2 separate regions of the Homo sapiens genome follow, and region 1 is linked to region 2. A link is an interaction called in ENCODE POLR2A ChIA-PET data of the cell type or tissue named here. Cell type or tissue: Panc1. All regions are shown on one strand. Links, peaks and the distances in the headings refer to the core of each region. The heading gives the core; the rest is flanking DNA.

Region 1 (8,350 bases), core at 48-8,047, 220 kb before region 2:
TCATTAAAAAATTAAACAACAGTACTTTAATCAAGTCTAGAAAATTCCACCATTCCCATATAGAAAAGACTATGTATACTTTACTTCCAAAACTTCAAGCTGTGTACCTCAGCAAGAAAATAAGTTCACCCAATTTCTCATTAATTTAAAACAGAACTTCTGGGGGAAAAAGAGATGTCTCTAAATACAGTCCATCTCCAAACACAAAACATAAAACCATGTTCAACCAATGAATCTTTCCTTAAATAAGAAGAAATCAACATATAATCTTACTGTTTCCTTCCAGAGGATTTCAGAATATGAATGTTACAGTAATAGAACAGTGCTAGGTATTCATGCTAAACACATGCTCTAGTTAAATATCAGACAATGATTATTGTCTGAGTACACATGTAATAAAGGGCAATGACAAAAATATAATGCATTTTTAAAGTTTTATTATATAGTTAAGATCTGTAAGCGCAAGTGTGATTTTTACAAATTTTACCTCATCTAAATTACTGAAATAAGAGTAGGACAGGTGGAAGAGAAGGTACCAACGAATGCCAATGCAGAAGATAAAGGTACCTAAAGAAATCAATATAGCTACCAGAAAAAAAAGAAAAAAAAAGACTGATTAGCTCAGATTAGAAAGGGATTTTATATATATATAAGGTAGAAGGAAAGGCAATCTGAAAAGAATAAATATTTTAAGAAAACTGTTAAAGACTGCAGCTAGGAATAAAAAATTAAACCTTTTCTCCCAAATAAGATGCTGAAAAAATGTAGGAGAGGAAGGCATTCCCACAATGGGAAGGAAGCTGAGTAAAACCAAGGCCTCTTTCAAATAAATGATTCTACTGTTTTATAATTTACTCACTCTTAAGTCACAGTGAAACTTTGACATCATCTTAAAGTTATCACAAATAAGAAAGAATGCATACAACTTGCATGATAGAAAAGTTAATATTTGATGTTCTTCAAAAAGCTAACTATACATTGTCCTTCATATTTAAATATAAAATATTAATTTCCTTGTATTCCCACACTTAATTCCATATCCACCTAGGTAAATTTTGACATATTTAGGTTCTCAATAGGGGCTATACTTAATTAATACCTCTGGAAGGAAGGAGGGAGGAAGGTGCAGGCTCAGTATTTTGATCCTTTAAAATATAAACATACAATTTTGATAAGTCTATTTAAATTCGGGAATATCAGTTTGCAAATAGTGTTTAACCTGAATTTTCTTTATGAAATTAATTCACTCCATTCTTTTTGTTTTTTTTTGGAGACAGAGTCTTGCTCTGTTGCCCAGGCTGGAGTGCAGTAGCGTGATCTCAGCTTACTGCAACCTCCACCTCCCGGGTTCAAGCGATTGTCCTGCCTCAGCCTACCAAGTAGCTGGGACTACAGGCATGCAACACCATGCCCGGCTAATTTTTTTTTTTTTTTTTTTTTTAGTAGAGACGGGGTTTCACCATGTTGGCCAGGCTGGTCTCAAGCTCCTGACCTCACGTGATCCGCCCACCTCAGCCTCCCAAAGTGCTGGGATTACAGGCCTGAGCCACCATGCCCTAATTCACTCCATTCTGGAATGCCAGTTCCATGGAATAAACGTATGCTGTAGAATGAAATTCATCTGAATAGTTTACAATTGATCTTTTCTATTGCAATAGAAGAGAATATAAAAGAACGGTTAAATGCAAAATGAGTAAGAAACCTAAAACTCAGGTTTGAGCTTCTTACCTAAACTATGTGACCTTGAACAAATAAATCATTTAACCCAACTGAATTTACTCACCTGTAAACAGGAATAATATTGACACCTATCTTAGGAGGTTGTAAGGGTTAAATTACATGATTTATTTGAAATGATTATAACTCCTGAAACTTGGTAAAGCATTCATTGCATATCAATGATTAATTTTAATGTCAGATATTAGAGAAATCAACTAATAATGTACACAGTAGCTAATTTTTCTCTTAAAGGGAAACTCGAGGACTATTATACAAAAATTAGGCACAAAAAGTATAATTTGGAAATCTAGCCTAGCCAATGCAATGACATGTTATAGAAACAAAAATAACATTTTTAGCAAATGAGAAAATTACATCCCTAAAAATTCAATGATCAGTACCTTTGAAAAGAAGAGAAAAAATTTAAAAATAATTTAAAAATTTAAAAAACATTCAATGAAAGCAACTAAAAACTCAGAATTTAAAATCTATTAGCAAAGCAGCTTCTGAAAATTAACACCATTTTTACTCTTCAGAAGGCAGGGAAGGAGGCAAAGAGACAGAGAGAAATGTAGTAGAAAGCCATTGCAATAATAATAGCAAAACTATACATATGACAAAAAAAGTACAGGTAAAAACTGGTAAAATCTAAATAAGGTCTATAGTTTAATTAATAGTATCATACCACCATCGATTTCCTGTGTTTGATAATTGTATTACGGTTTCATAAGCTGTCATGATGGGGAAAACTGGGTGAAGGATACACATGAATTCTGTACTATCTGCGCAACTTTCATGTGAATTAAAGATTATTTCAAAATAAAAAGGCTTTAAAAATGCAGAAAATACACCTCACAAGAAACTTCTGTAAATGAGACAAAGAAAATTATGAGGCCATGTGTGGTGGCTCACGCCTGTAATTCCAGCACTTTAGGAGGCCGAGGTGCGCAGATCACTTGAGGCCAGGAGTTTGAGACTAGCCTGGTCAACACGGCAAAACCCCATCTCTACTAAACATATAAAAAATAAGCTGGGAGTGGTGGTGCACGCCTGGAATCTCAGCTACTCAAGAGGCTGAGACACGAGAATCACTTACACCCTGGAGACAGTGGTTGCAGTGAGCCGAGATTGTGCCACTGCACACTAGCCTGGGCAACAGAGCAAGCCTCTATCTCAAAAAAAAAAAAAAAAAAAAAAAAAGGAGAAAAAGAAAATTACAAAACCTCCAAAACATAAAAGAAGATCTGAGTCAACAAAGAGAAATAAATTTCCAGAGAAGTCCAAACATCATAACACTATCATTCTAATTATATTACTAATTTTAAGCAGTTCTATTTATAATTCTACTTCTTTTTTTTAATGACTTAACAATTCTGAGGTTCATATGCAACAATAAATAGGAAAGTAAAGCAAGATTAGCCCTACCAGATACTAAAGAATTTAATGCTATAAAAATTTAAAATAGTATAATCCTAACACAAGAACTATTAGACAAAGTAGCATAATCAGAAGGTCTAGACACATATCCTATTCCCTGCATCCCTACACAGCTAAATTCCAGATAGACTAAAGAACGAAACAGTCAAAAAGGTACAGAAAAGGAAATATCATTAAGGATTTCTGGTCTGATGTGGACAGAGCTTGGAAGTCATCACTCCCATCCTCACAACCAGAAAGCCGAACAAACTGAAAATCAGTAACTCTTTTTTTTTTTTTTTTTTTTTTTTTGGGATGGAGTCTGGCTTTGTCGCCCAGGCAGGAATGCAGTGGCAGGATCTCGGCTCACTGCAAGCTCCGCCTCCCAGGTTCACGCCATTCTCCTGGCTCTGTCTCCCAAGTAGCTGGGAATACAGGTGCCCGCCACCACGCCCAGCTAATTTTTTTGTATTTTTAGTAGAGACAGTGTTTCACCATGTTAGCCAGGATATTCTGGATCTCCTGACCTGGTGATCCGCCCACCTCGGCCTCCCAAAGTGCTGGGATTACTGGCGTGAGCCACCGTGCCCGGCCGAAAATCAGTTAACTCTTCTTAGACCCAATAGAGAATTGAGGTTCAGGGCAAACTGCTGCTCCCAAAACTGGAGAGAGATGTGACTACAGAAAACCACAGCTACGGGTATCACAAACCCCAGCAAGAGAAACAAACAGCTGGAGCCAGTATCCATAGGAACACTGTAATGTAAATTGCTGGAGGTTCAACGTGGACTAGCTTGAGAATTAAAAGCTCAGGGGATGGGCAGTCTGGCTGGGGGAGAGACAGAGGAAACTTTCCTGAGTTTTACCTCCAGGTGCCCCATCAGAGATTCACAAGTGAAGATCAAAGAAAAATTCCCTCTAGCTTCCAATAGGAGAGAAAAAATAACCATTCTGAAATTGCCCAGCGATCTCTGTTCTCAATAACAAAGACCTGTCCTCAAAAGAAACTACAGTAGCCTCCCCTCATCCGAGGTTTCACATTCCAGTTTGTTATCCACCAACTAACCAACTTGTGGGAAGAGAAATACAAAACTCCAGCCGCCTCCCAGCCTTCCTACTTTCTCACTTAAGTATTGGGAGGTAAAGGTTGCAGGAGCTAAAAAGCACTCATGAAGGTCACAGTCCAAAGACACAGGCTCACTAAGAGCTAATCATAAGATTATAGAACACTTTTACACACACACACACCACATCAATAGGGCTCCTGTGTAATAACAGGGACTTACAGCTTAAATAACTACAAGCCTCGGAACCTACTTATGAAGGAGTTATTAGGGAAACCCAAAGACAACAAAGGAGACAAAAGCAGTTACACGAGAGGAAATTTTAATCTCTGACACCAAAGCTACATCAAACAGTAAACACAGCCTAACTCCTAGCCAGATAGGCCTCTAGGCCACACTAAAGGCCTGTTTATCTCAGTTCTTTTTACCCCTTATGTCACATCCAGCTTATCAAAAAAAAAAAAAAAAATTACAAGGCATGCTAAAGGCAAAAAACAGAGTCTGAAAAGACAACGCGGGCATCAAAACCAGACTCATATATGGCAGAGATTTTGGAATCATCACTGTGAGAATTTAGTAACTATAATTAATGTGCTAAGGGCTTTAATGGAAAAAACTACACGACATTCAAAAACTGATGCCCACTGTAGGCAGAGACATGGAAACTCTAAGACAAACTGAAATGGAAATAACAAAAATCAGTAACAGAAATGAAGAATGCTTTGACGGATTCAACAGCAGACTAGACACAGCAGAGAAAACAATCAGTGAACTTGAAGATACGTTGATAGAAACTTCCCAAACTGAAAGGCAAAAAGAATTTTTTTAAAAAGTAACAGAATATTTAAGAACTGTTGGACAATTACAAAAGGTGTAACTATGGATAATGAGAATATCAGGAGAAAAGAAACAGAAGAAATATGTGAATAATGGTGGTTAATTCTCCAAAACTGACAGACACCAAACTACAGATCCATGAAGCTCAAAGAACTCAAGAGGGATAAACACCAAAAAATCTACACCTGAGTAGATTAAAATAAGTTTTATCTAAAGAATCCATATGAAAAAACTTTGCAAAGAACAATGGTTTTATTAGTATGTGAAAAAAGCGTTACTTTTCATGTTCTCTAAATATTCTATAATTACTTTTACAATTTAAAAATTTTAATTATAATTTTAATCTATGGCTACAAAAATGATCTTGCAGTTTTAAAAGGTTCTGAAACCAATTTCATAAAGAATTTCAAAATATTTTAGCAATTATATTTTCTAATGTATAACTTCCTCAAGGTAACTACTTTGAAGAATATTTTTTTGCCCCATTATTTTACGAGCACATTATAATTATGTTACCTTCTTCAGAATTGTGCTCAGAAGCTTCTGAGAAAGACAGGTTTACCACAATAACCTAACCTGGATTGCTGTACTTCTCCTGCCTTCTTCTGTCTCCTCCCCTTGAAAAGAGATCCCACTTCTTATTTCTGACACTGCATGTGCTTTTAGTGACTATCCTGCTTGCTTCCTATTACTAATGCTGTTCTAATACAGACAGAGAAAAAGACAGGTACCACTATTTATTAAATCAGTAATTTTAATTTTACAAATAACAAATCAATGTATTTGATCATGACCCTAGCCTAAAATCAAAGTTATATGATTTATGTATCACTTTATTTATTCAGAAATATTTTTATCCCCCAGCAAGACTTAGGCTGCTGTTGCTTTGCCTATAAAATAAGAGGGTATATTACATGAATTATATGAAATGGTACATGGTATATCATGAACAACCAGGAGAATTATAACATTAAATTTATTCCGTCTGTCTGCATGTTTGTACCCTTTAACCCACTTCTCTTCATTCTCCCCAACACTCACCTTTCCCAGTCTCTTATCTTTTTACTCTCTACTCTCATGTGATCAAATTTTTTTAGCTCTCACATATGTGAGAACATGTGATATCGCCCCAAATTTGTCTTTAATACGTGCTTTGGTAATTTCACTTTAGCCCTTAATGTTAGTCTAACAATATTTATTTTAAATCATATTTGAAAACCATAACTTATAATACTCAACTTAATCCATATTTCTCTTAGCTATCTAGCTGTGCACAGTGGCTCATGCTTGTAATCCCAACACTTTGGGAGGCTAAGATGGGAGGATCATTAAAGGGCAGGAGTTCAAGACCAGCTTAGGCAAGAAAGCAAGACCTTGTCTCTACAAAAAGAAGAAAGAAAAGTTATAAACTACTTTATCAGATTTTCTTAAATTAAAAACCACCAAGAAATATCACTTCAATGCACCGTGTTATTTTTAATCCTCTCAGAAACAAAATATACTTGATAGAAGAAATAAAAAGATTACTGGTATTAAGCATTTTTTTCTAAATAAGCAATAACATGATGTTAAATTATGTCAAAATGTGCTCAACAATCATTATATAAGGTTCCACACTGATGGATTCTGCATTGAAAACTACTTGAACTTACAATCAAAGCCTTTAGTATCATAGTAAGAAAAGCTTTATCATAAATCATGTACGGCACAAAATCCTAACTCAATTCTTATCACTAGATGCCTCATCTTCCCAAACTATCCTTGTTATTATTTAATAAAACTTTCACTTTTATTCTGTGACCAAAATGCAAGTATGAAATCTGCTTTCCTGGCTCCTTAAATAAAAGGCTGCAAAAATGCTATCACTCCAAATTACCTCAGAATCTGAAGTAAGGGTTACATATAGAGATCTTTTTGGTACTTTAATACCTCACTACCCACAAAAACAAAACAAAAAAAATGGGCTACAAAATTAAAATAAGTTATTTAATATCCATACAAATACTTTACTTTGACTTATTTTCCTACCTCATTTGCCTTTTTACCCATTCCGCATTACACAAACACATCTGTGTATCTCTTCAACTCTTTTTCAGGACAAGGTAGAATTAAACTGAATAATAAATGTGAAATAATGTATAATACAATTCAATTTAAAAATTACATTGCCAACTTTTGACTACATTCAACGTCATGTACATAGTCAAAACTCTCAAAACCTACTATATTTCACGTCACATACTACAACATCATTTTTGTGAGATTGTAACTAAAATAACCTACCATTCTTATTTAAGTAACTTTTAAAACTACTTCTCATTTCAAAGAACATTCTTTTTAAAGGTAGAAATGTTACTTTCCCCCACTAACTAGTCATTTTCAAAAAGTACTCACACAACATACTATAAATGCCCAAAATTTAATCACTTATTTTAAAGACTCCTTTCTTCACCTCTCTGCCTCATCTCTTAATTTCTCCTGTAAGTGCCAACATTACTACAAGCACCTAGATGAAGAGCACATAAAACAAATACTCAACTTTTCGTGCTTTGAAGATTTGTTCATTTATGTGAGGACAATGCAAAATCTTGCATACTTGGATATGTGGGAAATTCAAAGTTTTCAAATTAAACTGGTAACTCAGGGTGGGAGGAATAGGGGAGGATGGTGTCATATGACATTGGTTAAATTTTTTTAAAAAGCCCACTTTTCCAATGCAATTATAAATTTAGGATAAAATCTACTTAGAAAATGGTAAGGTCCTTTAATAATCTTATTCTACAAGATAACTCCCAAAAGCCCAGACTAACGTATGCTTAAGTTTTTGGAAACAAAATAAAATTTAAGACAGTTTCCACCTATGGGGTATTACGCTTCATGTGGGGATAGAGGAAGGTTAGGTGAAATGTAAAAGGTTCATGTTGTTTCTCCATTCTGTCTTTCTCAATTCTAGATTGGTAAAGTCATTAAGAAATGAATTTTTTAAAGTTTTAAAGGTATAGCTAAAATGCAAGCTGAGCTTCCAACAAATCCAGCATTTCTTTCAAAATGTTTTCACTGCTAATTAGGAAAAATTTTAAAGATATCCATAAACATAAAACATTATAATACGCAAATGAAATCACTGCTCTACTCTTCAAATTGTACACAACAGCTACATGTTAAATTCAACAGTAAGGCTGACCTGTACTTAAGAATAATGCTATAATTCCTGAAAAAAAGTAGCAGCAATATATATGATAAAAGAGGTGATCACAACACAGTTTACCTCTCATAGTCCACCATTTCAGTCTACCAAAATTTCTGATTGTAGA
Region 2 (8,336 bases), core at 337-8,336:
TTTTTCAACTCACAGCAATTGTTTTGTAATCTCCTTCTATAAAGTTTCTTAAAGGAGTAAGAAAATTTAAGGCTGACGTTTGAATCAGTTCTCTGTCTGCTGTTCCAATTCTTTTTTGGGTTTCTCCACATTTAATAAGGGCATTACCTGCAAAGGAAAAATGTTTTTAAAAATCATTGTCTGGTAATACCAGAAAATAAAATCATGTAAAGATAAATCAGCAATTTGGTCTGTTTAAAAGTTAGCTGTAACTTGCTTGCTAAAGTAAAACCAAATAGAATTAACTGTAATTAAGGTAGTTTTATTTTAAAAGTAAATTTAAGAGTATGTGTCTAAATGAAGGAGACAAAGATGAACTTCCTATTGTAGCATAGATAATTGTACCAATTCTACCAATGGGACTAAAGAGGGCAAATATACCCCAAAATATTTACGGTCACAGTCGGCCCTCTGTATCTATGGGTTCTGCATCCATGGATTCAACCAACCACGATCAAAAACATTCAGAAAAAAAAAAAAAAGGATGGCTGAGGAGCCAGGCACAGTGGTGGCATATGTCTGCAGTCCCAGCTACTCCAAAGCTGAGGGAGGAGGATCGTTTGAGCCCAGGAGTTTAAGGCCAGCCTGGGCAACACAGCAGGGCCTGTCACTATTAAAAAAAAAAAAAAAAAAAAAAGATGGTTGCCTCTGTACTGAACATGTACAGACTTTTCTCCCTTGTCATTATTTCCTAAAAAATACAGCATAACAACTATTTACACAGCATTTACATTCAGATGATTTAAAGTACGAGGGAGGATGTGCATAGGTTATATGCAAACACTATGCCATTTTATATGACACCTGAGTATCCATGGATTTTGGTATCCTCAGGGTGGCGGGCCTGGATCCAATCCCCCATGGATATCGAGGGGTGACTGTGGTTATACTTATAAAAGTATAATGCTTCCAAGAGATCAAGTCACAATTTGTCCTGTTTCTACATCCTTGCAGTTATCATCTGAAGTATCTATAAGTAATAGTTCATAGTGATATCTTAAGTTAAAAAATCCATGCTTTTGCAATACATATACTCTGATACTTAAATAGGGCAAGTACAGTACAAAGTAGAGTAGAAAGAAAGGAAGCCCCAAGATCAGGGTTCCACTCCTAGTTTTACTTCTAATAAGCTTTAGCTCTAAGGATCTTAATCCCTTCATGTTAGGATAAGCTTTGATCTGACTGATAAGGAAGGTAATACAGATAGTAGTTAAGAGCTCCGTCACTGGATACAGACAGATCTTCATTTGAATTACTATACTAGCTGTGACTGTGGATTAATTATTTAACTTCTCCAAACCTGTTTCCTTGTCTTTAAAATGAAGGTAATATAATTTATCTTAAAAGCAGGATATAAATGAGAATTAATATGTAAATATATATACTATATAATGCTTAGCCCATGCCTGTGATACTCAATTTTTAGTATTAATTACTAATAAGGTAATAGGTTCACAAAGCCCAATTCTAATAACCAGGGTACATTCACTAGAATTACTAGAGGTGCAAACAGATTAAGCAGATTTAAAAGGGAAGAAAATCTAGAAGCCTTTACTAATGTTCATGCTCTGCTAAAACCTTCTTCAGCCTGGTGAAGGAAGGGGCTGCTGGGTTCCTTTCACATACCTTTATGATCCCAGCATCTAACTGAGCTTGGCACAAGTAGGCAATAAAACATCTGTTTAATGTATAACATTTTTCTAAAAATTAACAGTAAAATTCAGAAATAATTTTATTTTGAAGTTCTAAGCATTTTCAAACTTAAAAATTAGATTTTGAAGAACACAATGTAGAAGTTTCAAAGTTGTGTACCTAAAAAAGCCTGTCAATGGATTAGTGGCATTCAACAATATTTAGGTTATTTCTTTCTGACATAAAGATAACTACTAAAGCTTAAAATTCATTTAATCCTAGAATTTATAAACCATTCTGTAAATCAGAACTATGTGTAGAAATTAATTTAATCTACCTACCATTTCATATCCAAAGACCAGTATCTTGCAGATGTATAAAGAGAATTATTATTAGACATAAACAACAGGAAAAGAAGCTACTGAAATCTGTAACAGTCTCATGTTATGAGAAAATTAGAGTGACAATAAAGATGTGTATGTAACTTTGAGCTTCAGGGCTATACATTTAAAGTCTGTACAGCAACTAATAAAGCGAGTGTAACTAAACCACGGCTATAGAAAATTTGAAATACATAAGAGAAAAACAGAAATGAAATGTAATCCAAATATCCAGAGATAACAATTGTTAATATTTTTTGGTTACTGACATTACTGCAAAATTATAACAAAAGCACTGATTTGTTCAAGAACTACGTGCCAAGTACCTTTAACATAAAATAAGCCCTAAGAAAGCTTTTTTAAAAATGAAGAGACATATGCAAACAATAATTGCAATATCACAAGTATTATAACATAGGTATTGTAAGATCACTGGGAGAACAAGTGAAGAATTCATTAAACTTTTTAGAACTAAAAAAGATGTGAATTCTCTGAATAACTAAATATATGCTTGAATATATTAAATATTACATTTAACTGTATATATTTGCCTATATTTCTCACTTCATCAAAAATTTTTAACATAAATTTGAAGTTAAAACCAATTCTACTACTATGTTTTTTTTTTTTTTTTTTTTTTGAGACAGAGTCTCGTTCTGTGGCCCAGGCTGGAGTGCAGTGGTGTGATCTTGGCTCACTGCAAGCTCCACGTCCAAGGTTCACGCCATTCTCCTGCCTCAGCCTCCCAAGTAGCTGGGACTACAGGTGTCTGCCACCACACCCAGCTAATTTTTTGTTATTTTTAGTAGAGACGGGGTTTCACCATGTTAGCCAGGATAGTCTCGATCTCCTGACCTCATGATCCGCCCACCTCAACCACCCAAAGTGCTGGGATTACAGGTGTGAGCCACTGCACCCGGCCTACTAATATGTTAATGACATCTCTAATAAATCTAAACATAAAGATATCCCTTATTAGAACTTTTTGCATTTCACTTACCATAAGCTGTTCCTGGGCCAAACTCAGTCCCTGCATCAATCATATATTGTCCCAAAAGTTCTGGGTTGTTTATACGACTTGGAGCTTTTCTATCCAGTTTCTCATAAACAAATTCTTCTATCCTGGCATCTAGGAGAAAGGTTAAAATTACCAATGATTTCTAAAAAGCAAAACTAATTAGAAGATTGTTTTTTTCCCCCATCAGCAGCCATTTATCATCTCCTAAAGTTAGCATTCATTCAAGCACATATCTTAATAAATAATTTTTTAAATTTTATGTTAGACTATTATATAACTAAAAAATTATATTTTAGAAATTTGATAAAATATCTTGGCACAAAAGCATTTTAAAATAAAATAAAATTATTATTTGAGTATTCTACAAGATTTTAAGTTCCAGAAAAGGACTGATTAATTCACTTAATATTTATTGAAGGTGTCTTTGCCCTGTTTGTAGCATTTTAACTCTAATTTTTACTCTGAATGTACATTCATAATTTCAAAATCAGGATTTCTGGCTAGGAAAATACAGATATAAAGTACCTGGAAGAACCAAAGACTTACATCTGACAGCTTTAGCATGAGCATTTGCTCTCTCTTTTTCTTGCCTAGAGTCTAAATATAGACACAGGCGCTTAAGGCATAGAACAATCCAGGCTTGGAATAGTCTACAGACAGATCAGCAATATGATGCCTTGGCTTTAGTTTATGTTTAAAGTATACAAGTATATCTCTGAGCATGCATTCACTCAAAAGATTTCATCATTAAAAATAAGTTTAAAATACGAAAGGTTAAAGCAATAATAGAACATTAGAATAAATGGAAAGGGGAAAAAAACAAAAGCTGAATAAACACTTGGTTAGCAAAATGCTTAAGACCAAAGATATTAACATTTACAATGCTGTCCAACCTAGAGGTATTTCAGGACAAGTGAAAAAATGGCTTAAGTTTCCAGAAACAACGATTAAGCATAAATTGAAGCTAAGTCAAATAGGTTCCCTCTAAGTACCTCACATAGATTCCTACGCATGCGGAAGTTTCACACAGTGCACTGAAAATTTAAAAAATGAGCTGAACCAGTAACAGAAACATTTCAGGAGTTGGTAAAAGGCTTAGTTATAATACATAAAATAGAGTATAGCAATGATACTTGCTTTTGTGGTAGATTCTAGTACAAAATCAGAAGTTTTAAAGCAGAAATTAAATACCTTTAAATAGTTAAAACCAAAAAGAGCTTTTTAAAACATAACCATTTAGAAGATACTAGTTAAATTTCAGAACTTCATTTTGGCCCGGTGTGGTGGTACATGCCTGTAATCCCAGCACTTTGGGAGGCCAAGGCAGGTAGACCACTTGATGTCAGGAGTTTGAGACCAGCCTGGCTGACATGGTGAAACCCCGTCTCTACTAAAAAAAAAAATACAAAAATTAGCTAGGTGTGGTAGCGCATGCCTGTAATCCCAACTACTCGGGAAGCTGAGGCAGGACAATCACTTGAACCCAGGAGGCAGATCTTGCAGTAAGCAGAGATTGTGCCACTGCACTCCAGCCCAGGTGAAAGAGTGAGACTCTGTCTCAAAAAAAAAAAAAAACAGCTTTGTGTTTTGACTCTGATTCTTAATTTTGACTGCTTTTCCACCTATCTGGCCAAAAGTTTAAAATGGAATCTTATGCTGACTTCGTTCAGTTAATAAAATATTTGGAATACTAATAAATGTTTAATTTCAATAGGTTATAATAAAATCTTAAATATGCAGGCAACTCTGCTACAATGTAATATGTATTTCTGCATAACGTATTTTTGAAAAACCCATTTCCAGAAGATCATACATTGAAAACAACATAGGAATTACAAGAAAAGGAGTGTTAGGTTTGGCTGCTCAAAACCTATGTAACTTAATAACCAGAGCACAGGCTGGGCATGGTGGCTCACACGTGTAATCCCAGCGCTTTGGGAGGCTGAGGCGGGCAGATTACCTGAGGTCGGGAGTTCGAGACCAGCCTGGCCAACATGGAGAAACCCTGTCTCTACTAAAAATACAAAAATTAGCCGGGTATGGTGGTGGACACCTGTAATCCCAGCTACTCTCAGCAGGCAGAGGCAGGAAAATCGCTTGAACCCAGGAGGTGGAGGTTGCAGTGAACCAAGATCACACCACTGCACTCCAGCCTGGGTGACACAGCAAGACTCTGTCTCAAACAAAACAAAACAAAACAAAACAAAAAAACCACAGCACAAACAAAAAACAAAAACAATTATTACGACTTCCTGGCACAAAACAGGGGCAGGAGGAAATTGTATTTTATTTCCCTGTTTACCAGTTGTGAATGAGCTTATTTCCCATTCAGAAAAATATGTTTAGAACAAGGGGAAAAATGTCTATTACTTTTAATAAAAGTGCCAGAGTGTAGAATTTAAATGGCCTTAAATGAATAAAAAATATTACATGGTGTCCAAAGACATTAGGACTCACTCAAAGTGCAAAAAGCTTATTTTATTTCCAACTTTTATTTTAGTTCAAGGAGTACACATGCAGATTTGCTACCTGGGTATACTGAATGATGCTGAAGTTTGGGGTACACATGAACCTGTTACCCAGGTACTGAGCACAGAACTCAACAGTTAAGTTTTTCAACCAAAAGGTGTATTTAAAAAGTCACTACTATTTAACTAAAATGATAGAGAACTGCTAATATTTATATAGTGCTTGAAGTTTAAGTTAGTATCTAAAAGTAAGCATATGTCATATCACAACTTGGTCCCAAACAAGTTGGGGAAAAAAGAAGGAAAGCATACATTGTACCTTTGTTCTTCAGTTTTGATATGCAAAGCTCACAGTGAAAAGACTGGATGTTCATACACCCGGTTCTAGTCCAATTTCCACTTCTAATTAGCTATGCTACATTTGACAAGATGCTAACTCATGAGTTTCATTCACTAAACAATTATGCACCTTAACTGCAAGATTATTGAGTTGACTTATCTGAAAATCTCATAGTTGTCTGAAGATGAAATGAAATAATTTATGTGAAAATGTAAAACTTAAACATAGGCGGGGCGCAGTGGCTTATGGCTGTCATCCCAGTACTTTGGGAGGCCGAGGCAGGTGGATCACGAGGTCAGGAGTTCGAGACTAGGCTGGACAACATGGTGAAACCCTATCTCTACTAAAGACACACACACAAAAAAAAATTAGCTGGGCGTGGTGGCACATGCCTGTAATCCCAGCTACTTGGGAGGCTGAGGCAGAAGAATTGCTTCAACCTGGGAGGTGGAGGTTGCAGTGAGCCAAGATCACACCATTGCACTCCAGCATGGGCGACAGGGCGAGACTCTGTCTCAAAAAACAAACAAACAAACAAACAAACAAACAAAAAAACACACCAAAAACTTAAACATAAAAAATGGTACCTACTTAAGCAACTATATAACTTTGTCTTAATTATCTAGGGACAATTCTTCCCTAGATGAAAAAGGAAAACATATTTATATACACAGCTGCTCATAAATTAAAATTCAAAGTCACTGCCTAAAATTGAGATTTTTTACAAGGATTCTATAAAAGACTGAAAAATATCATTTTAAAATTGGTTAGGTACATAGCTGTTTATCACTTCCTCTTCACAAAAGCACACACAAAAAAACCCACTGACCTTGAAGCTACAATAAAAAAATCCTATGTTTTCAGATGGCCATTAAAACTTTTTTTTTTAACATTTAAAAACCCACTAATAGTACTTAAGGTACACAAGAGGTAGAGTTTCTTACTTGGATTTGGCTGCAATAACACTTCAGTTTGTTTCATTATTTTTTCTGTCCATATTTTGGTACATTCAGCTTTGCTAAGGAGGTTCTCTAAGTGAGCATCCAATTCTGTCTTCTCAGCCTGGCCAAGCTTTTCTTCTGTGAACTGTTATTGATTGTAAAACAAAAATTAAATATACTGCAAATAAATTTTAGGGAACCATATCAATAAGTAAAAAGCAAATTCAAAGCTAAACAATCCTAAACATACAAATAACCATGCTCCAGCTTTGTAAGCCATTGCTTATGAATACTTTTTTTTGCTCCTATGGTAATTTATCCATACTTCTTTTGTGGATGACCCTACCTTACAGTCATCACATACCCTTAGTTCTGCTAAAATGTATGGTGTGAATTCTACAGAAAACCTAAGTATACTTCTTGGTATATAAAGCATGCAACTATTTCAACTACCTATCCTAGGTAGACTAGGATAACGGTAAAGAGTAAGAGCTTTGAGTCAGTTGAATCTGAATTCAAATCTTAACTTTGTTCCTTGCTGTGTGAGCTGAGCAATGTATTGAATATTTTTTCTTTAGTACCCTCTATTATAAAAGAGAGACAATACATATTTTATAGTGTTTGGGGGATTAAGTATGATTGTGTATGCAAATCACTTTGTTTGGTGCCTTGTAATTATTAAGTTTTGAAAGAGCTGTTAATGTTTATTGTGGTTTATGTCTTATTAGCACTTTAATCACACCTAGTTAGATAAATAGTTTCCCAGAACATACCATAAAACCTGTCATTTAAGCTGCTGAGGATATGTTCCAGCAATTTATTTATAGACTAACTTTTGGAACATATCCTATTCATACTATGAAGACATCTTTTAAAGGTCATAAAATGTGGTTAAACGTACTCAATGAATCAATTTTTATTATTGAATATACTGGTATTTGAGAAAAGGTAGCACTGCCTATATAATAATAAAGCAGTAAAAAGATTCTGTGTAGATCTACAGCCTTCTGGATACTTTTAATTAAACATTAGAGGTGATGACTCAAGCTGTTTATCATGCATCATTTTCCTCTAGAATATGTGGCTTCCTCCCATCTTAACACAGGTATATCACTAGCATTAATTCTGTGCTCAGTAATGACTCACTTCTGGCTGACAAAACAGTGTTCACCTTGCCTTTCTCTCCTTTCGTTTCTCAAAAATCTCGTTTGCTACTCTATTTTCTGAGTTTTATTGTTTCTTTCAGCATCCTTCTTCTTGGTTTAATACTTTCAGGTTATTATCAACACCTTAAGCTGAAGGATCCTCTAGAATTCTATTCTTAGACTTCTGGTTACAATCTCCACTGAGGCTCCTGTTTAGGGGCTAGAAATAACAGCTTAAATAGCTTTTGTAAAGCCTTGGGTCTTTTTGAGAATGGTCTATAGCCAGCCCCTGACCTAGTGGGTAGAACCAAAAATAGCAGTTACAAAGCTATTGCCTAAGCCCATAAACTTGCAGTGTAGCTGGAGGACTGGG

The links. ChIA-PET counts read pairs that join two places held together with the same protein. Peaks named below come from ENCODE experiments on the same cell type or tissue, not always from the same donor. Only the 100,000 strongest peaks of a DNase experiment are listed, where the experiment ranks them.
Region 1: POLR2A ChIA-PET joins it to region 2 with 20 read pairs; 5 of 35 experiments call an interaction of 5 or more read pairs at or near these places.

What each region holds. Positions count from the first base shown.
Region 1 is chr1:86,930,025-86,938,374 of GRCh38, reverse strand. The region is part of intron 1 of HS2ST1 (heparan sulfate 2-O-sulfotransferase 1); the gene reads right to left. Among named protein-coding and RNA genes, the nearest start is that of HS2ST1, 20 kb to the right of the region's middle. In Panc1, for the core only: no CTCF peak of the experiment used is centred there; no DNase peak of the experiment used is centred there; H3K4me3 peaks cover 1,167 bases; H3K27ac peaks cover 1,920 bases.
Region 2 is chr1:86,714,351-86,722,686 of GRCh38, reverse strand. SH3GLB1 (SH3 domain containing GRB2 like, endophilin B1) reads right to left here. Exons shown (of 9, transcript NM_016009.5): 2 at 6,822-6,963; 3 at 3,052-3,180; 4 at 14-147. Among named protein-coding and RNA genes, the nearest start is that of SH3GLB1, 14 kb to the right of the region's middle. In Panc1, for the core only: no CTCF peak of the experiment used is centred there; no DNase peak of the experiment used is centred there.